Linked DNA regions of Homo sapiens: region 2 is linked to region 1. A link is a contact called in ENCODE Hi-C or POLR2A ChIA-PET data. All regions are on one chromosome and are shown on one strand. Each heading gives the region's core, a stretch centred on a gene start or an enhancer-like site at or near the end of the contact. The rest is flanking DNA. Distances are from core to core; before and after follow the strand shown. Region 1 overlaps APOO (apolipoprotein O). Region 2 overlaps APOO (apolipoprotein O).

Region 1 (2,748 bases), core at 97-2,596:
CCTTCTGGGTTCAAGCGATTCTTCCGCCTCAGCCTCCCAAGTAGCTGGGATTACAGTCATTCACTACTATGCCTGGCTAATTTTTTTTTTTGTATTTTTAGTAGAGACGGGGTTTCGCCATGTTGGCCAGGCTGGTCTCGAACTCCTGGCCTCAGGTGATCCCCCTGCCTCGGCCTCCCAAAGTGCTGGGATTACAGGCGTGAGCCACCGCACCCAGCTTAGAGTTGTCTTATAATTAGCTAAACACAGCAGTATGTCTCAGTAAATATCATATTTTAGTTTTTCACTAGCTTTTTTTTAATGCAACAAATTACTATCACAGAATTGTACAATGACTGCTGAAGGCCAACACTAATTATTTAAAAGGCAGGAAATTAATAAAGAAGCATAAACCTGTTACCAATGTGAAAACTGAGCAGAACTTCTAAAGCTGAGCTGTTAATAGTTTTATTCAGGCCCTTGCTGGCTCAGCAGGAAAATGAAAGGGAAGCAGCAGCCACCACCCTGAGTAAACATGCCCTGCTTTTTCTTCCTCCATTAGAAGTTCCTCGGCTCTCTAAACATGGCAAAGTTTGGCTGAAAGTAAGTCATGTAGTTTTAAAATGTTCATCTTTGAAGTAAGCTAATCACAGAAGGACAATTACTGCATGATTCTACTTGTATGAGGTATTTAAAATAGTCAAACTCATAGAGGCAGAGAATAGAATGGCGATTGCCAGGGATTGGGGGAGGGAGAGATAGGGAGTTGGTAATCAACAAAGTTTTAGTCAAGCAAAGAGAATAAGTTCTACAGACCCCTTGCACAACACTGTGCCTATAGATAACAGTACCGTATTGTACACTTAAAAATCTGCCAAGAGGGCAGATGTCATGTTAAGTATTCTTACCACTGTATTTTTTTTAAATGACAGCTTGATGGGTTTTCCATAAAGTTATGAGTTTGTGCTTTGTAATTTTTTGCTGTCTAAAATTCTAAGAACTACAGGTATTAGGAAATGATTTTGAAATGATTTTTTCTTTCTTTTTAAAAACACCATTATTTACCAAAATGAAAAGTTAGAAATCCTGAATAATGTCATCTCCTCTTTAGAAAGGAATGCACTCTTGGTATCAGTGGGCAGGATACAGCGTTGTCCAGTGGACTAAGAGGAGCGGGAGCACCAGACTCCTACCCCACCTCTGCCTCTTACTAGCCCTGAAACCTTGGGAAGTTACTCCAGCTCTGTGGGAACTGGCATAGTACCTCCTGGAGCTGTTTTGAGGATTAAATAAGGTTATCTCATGTGAGGAACATATGAAATGGCTGGACTCTAGCCACATGATAGTCATCAACCACCACTCATGTGATACTGCACATTTTCGCTTCTGCCTGAGAAGATAATGTCCACTGATAGAAAATGGAACCATACCCTGTAGTCAGGAATCCTTATGTCATTGTTTTAGTTTTCCATTGCTGCCAAAATAAATGACTGCAAATTTACAGGTTGAAAGTAGTGCAAATGATTATCTTAGTTCTGTGGGTCAGAAGTCCAATTCTAAATCAAGGTGTCAGCAGGGTTGCGTTCCTTTCTAGAGGCCCTAGGGGGGAATTTCTTTCCTGCTCATTTAGATTGTTGACAGAACTCAGTTCCTCGAGGCTGTAGGACCAAGGTCTGTTTTGCTGGCTGAGGGCTGTTTCCAGCTTCCTTCCTCTATTGTCGAAGCCTGCAGCAAGTCGTTTGCAGATCCCCCTTCTGACCTCTTCTTCTGCCTCCCTCTTAGACTGCAGGCACTCTTATGCTTGAATCAAGCCCACCCAGATAATCCAAGATCATCTCCCTATTTTAAGGGCAACTGATTAGTAAACTTAATTCCAATGCAACCTTAATTTCCCTTTGCTGTGTGAGGTAACAGTCACAGGTTCCAGAAATAGAAGACATCTTTGAGGGGCCATTATTCTGCCTACCTCATCAAGTGAACTAGAATTGTGTTGGGGTCTTTAACAGGTCATTTATCCTTACCTTTTATTTTCTTCATCCAAAAAATAAAGTGGCCTGCCATATAGGATAGATAATGTTTATTGAGCACTTACTTGCTGTGAGCTTGGCCCTTGGCGCTAAACTCTTTGCTCAGGAAGAGTCTTTGAGGTGGGTTCTATTATTATCCCCATTTATAAGTGAGGAAACTGCATTTTGGAGAAGTTAAGTAATTGTTGAAAATAATTCAACTGGTGAGGGAGTCAGACATTTCAGTAGGCTGCTGTACCTCAAAGGTTTGGCTGGCTGGCAATCAGCCTTCACATGGCAGGCATACTAATTAGAAATCAGTGTCTTGATTTTCTTAAAAAGTTTTGGTTTTGCTAGCAGAAATTGTCATTTGTGCCCAGGCACGGTGGCTCATGCTTGTAATCCCAGCACTTTGTAGGCCGAGGCAGGCAAATCACCTGTGGTCGGGAGCTTGAGACCAGCCTGGCCAACATGGTGAAACCCTGTCTTCACTAAAAATACAATAATTAGCTGGGTGTAGTAGTGGGCGCCTGTAATCCCAGCTACTCAGGAGGCTGAGGCAGGAGAATCGTTTGAACCCAGGAGGCAGAGGTTACGTGAGCTGAGATTGCGCCACTGCACTCCAGCCTGGGTGACAGAGGGAAACTCCGTCTCAAAAAAAAAAAAAAAAAAAAAAAGAAATTGTCATTTGTGTTCATGGACGTGGTAAGAAAATAAAAACTGAAATCAGATATGTATGAAAATGAGTTACAAAATATTCTAG
Region 2 (2,748 bases), core at 101-2,600, 40 kb before region 1:
GAGGCCATGGGTTTTAAAACATACAGATTTTCTTCAAGTCTAGATGGTGAGAGATGTCAGAAAGTAATACTTACTCAAGTAAATCAGAGGTTCTCAGTGGGAGAGTTGCTCCCCAGGAGACATTTGGCAGTGTCTGGAGATGTTTTTGACTGTCGTGACTGGGAGGAGGTGCTACTGGCATCTAGTGGGTAGAGGCTAGGGATGCTGCCAAACTTCCTGCAGTGCACAGGACAGCCCCACAAAGAAGGACCCAACCCAAATGTCAGTAGTGCTGAGTTTGAGAAATCCTCGAGTAAATCATGTGTTCTCTGCAAACTAAGAATTATGGTCCTGGGGAGTGTTCATTTGTAGGTCTCCCAGGTCTCCTGGGGTGAGGTTTGCTTTTTCTTTGTTTTGTTTGCTTGTCTGTTGAGAGCCTGCTGGAAGCTGAAAAGGCCGCTGCAGGAGCCAGCTTTCTTTGGTGCTACCACCCTTGTGGCCACAGTTCTTGCTGTGGAATGGGTATCAGGGTAGGCTTAGGGAGGAAAACTAATAGGAGAAGAGGAAGAAGAAGAAAACAGTTTAGGCAGTAAAGGGAGGCAGGCCTAGAATAATATTAAAACTAGAAAAACAAGTAAGATAAGAGGGGAAGGTAAAGTAGAAATTAATAATTAAGAATCCAATAAAATGTTAAAGGAAATGAGTTGAGATTTAAAATCAAAGATAGGCTGAGTGTGTTGGCTCACACCTGTAATCCCAGCACTTTGGGAGGCCAAGGCGGGAGGATTGCTTGAGCTCAGGAGTTCGAGACCAGCTTGAGTAACATGATGAGACCCTGTCTCTGCTATATATATATAGTTATGTATAGATATAGTTATATATTTATATATATATATAATATATATATTTGCCGAGGCTGGAGTGCAGTGGCACGATCTCGGCTCACTGCAACCCCTGCCTCCCAGTTTCAAGCAATTCTCCTGCCTCAGCCTCCCGAGTAGCTGGGATTACAGGCGTCTGCCACCACGCCTGGCTAATTTTTGTGTTTTTTGTAGAGACTGGATTTCATCATGTTGGCCAGGCTGGTGTCGAACTCCCGACCTCAGGTGATCCACCCACCTCGGCCTCCCAAAGTGCTGGGATTACAGACGTGAGCCACCGCACCCGGCCTTACTGTGCTTTATGAGAAATAAATACACCCCTGAAGTGCTGAGGAAGTCCAGACCCAAAAAACATGTTCTTATGGACTTAAAATTTCAGGTCAACTTTTTCTTAATTTCCAAAAGACAACAGTTTCTAAGTTTGCCTACTTTAGCTTTTCAAGTAAAATAAAAGATACATAGATAGATGACTAGACCTCTAGCTGTCTGTCGGTCTCTGGAACATGTCCAAAACCAACTCATCATTTTTCCCTCAGACTTGCCCCTCTTTTTCTACTTCCTCTCTCAGGAATGCTGTGTCACCACCCAACTAGAAAAACCCATCGGAAACCCCAAGGTCACTTAAAATCTACTCTTTTCCTGATTTTCGAAAATCCAATACATTGTTGTTAACTCTAGTCATTATGTTGTACAACAGATCTCTTGAACTACTCCTCCTAACTGAAACTTTGTACTTTTGACCAATATCTCCCCAACTCCCCCCAGCCCTTGCCCTGGTAGCCACCATTGTGCTCTCTACTTCCATTAGTTCAACCTTTTTAGATTCCACAAAAATTAATTTGTGAGGTAGTGCATATGTTAATTAGCTCAATTTAGCCATTCCACAATGTACACATATTTCAAAACAGCATGTTGTACACAATAAATATACACGATTCTTGTCAGTTTAAAAATTAAAATAAATGAAAATAAAAATTAAACCAAGGTCATCGTCACTCTTCCTTTCCCTTTGGTCACTAAGTCCTGCTAATTTTGCCTATTAAACTATCTCAATTCTACTTTCTCCTCTTTCTCCTCTCCTGTGCAATCTTTCCTTGGGCCCTTATTTCTTTCCTTCATTGTTTTAGCAGCACCATAACTGGTCAGCTGGCCCTTTAATGACTTAAAGCGCCACACTGAGAAATAATCGTCTTTCTAAATGGCAAACTCGATTCTATATTCCATCCTTATTTGAGATCTTTTGGTATTTATTACCTAGGACTTTTATGTGAGCCACACGAGTCCCATTATGATCTGGCTACAACCAACTTCTCTGACTCATCTCTCTGTCACTCTGCTCCCTCCCACAAAACTCGAACTCCCTACACTTCTCCCATGCTGTTTCCCAGCTTCGTGGCTTCACACATGCTGATTCCTCTGTCTATAATGTCCTATACTTGTTTTGTCTTTCTGTAGAACTGCCTAAGAGCCGGGAGAATTCATGCTTTTGAAACAAGGGGAATTTCCCTTGTCCCTCTTACAGGGCATGTGATGGGAGTGTGGCCCACTTCTTAGGTGCCCCACTGCTCAAAACCCCTAGGGAAAGCAGGCAGATGGGCAGGTCGTGGGGAGTGTGGGCTCCAACCCCATGGCAGCGTCTAGGGGTGGATGTTTACAGCTTCTGCAGCCCCAGTGGGCGTGTGTTACGTGTGCTCTTTTAGTTTTGCTGTCAGTAGGCAGCTTGTGTTCATCAGCTCAGTTAGACCCTCTGCCTTATTGCAAGGACAGAGGGCTTTCTGTATCCTAGGGTTCTTGCCTGAGTATACCAGAAAAACCGGATCACACGTGGGCTTGGAGGATGAGTGCAAGGTTTTATTGAATGGTGGAAGTAGCACTCAGCAGATGGAAA

Evidence for each region. A loop is a pair of places that touch in the nucleus more often than their neighbours do. ChIA-PET counts read pairs that join two places held with the same protein, here RNA polymerase II (POLR2A). Pooled maps may share reads with other maps.
Region 2: a loop to region 1 is called in a map of ascending aorta, with 2.1 times the contacts of the local background. The contact joins two enhancer-like sites. A Hi-C loop is called at or near these places in 3 of 168 maps with a recorded cell type or tissue (ascending aorta, endothelial cell of umbilical vein and heart right ventricle), 1 of 37 single-sample maps with no recorded cell type and 3 of 50 pooled maps. POLR2A ChIA-PET finds 5 or more read pairs at or near these places in 9 of 52 experiments (AG04449, H1, HEK293 and 6 more).

What each region holds. Positions count from the first base shown.
Region 1 is chrX:23,843,494-23,846,241 of GRCh38, reverse strand. The region is part of intron 7 of APOO (apolipoprotein O); the gene reads left to right. Among named protein-coding and RNA genes, the nearest start is that of SAT1, 62 kb to the right of the region's middle. Within about 2 kb of position 1,346, at least 7 of the 41 ENCODE cell types and tissues checked have a DNase peak (open chromatin) inside an H3K27ac peak, as active enhancers do.
Region 2 is chrX:23,883,518-23,886,265 of GRCh38, reverse strand. The region is part of intron 1 of APOO (apolipoprotein O); the gene reads left to right. Among named protein-coding and RNA genes, the nearest start is that of APOO, 23 kb to the left of the region's middle. RefSeq lists an enhancer at 2,681-2,748. Within about 2 kb of position 1,350, at least 7 of the 41 ENCODE cell types and tissues checked have a DNase peak (open chromatin) inside an H3K27ac peak, as active enhancers do.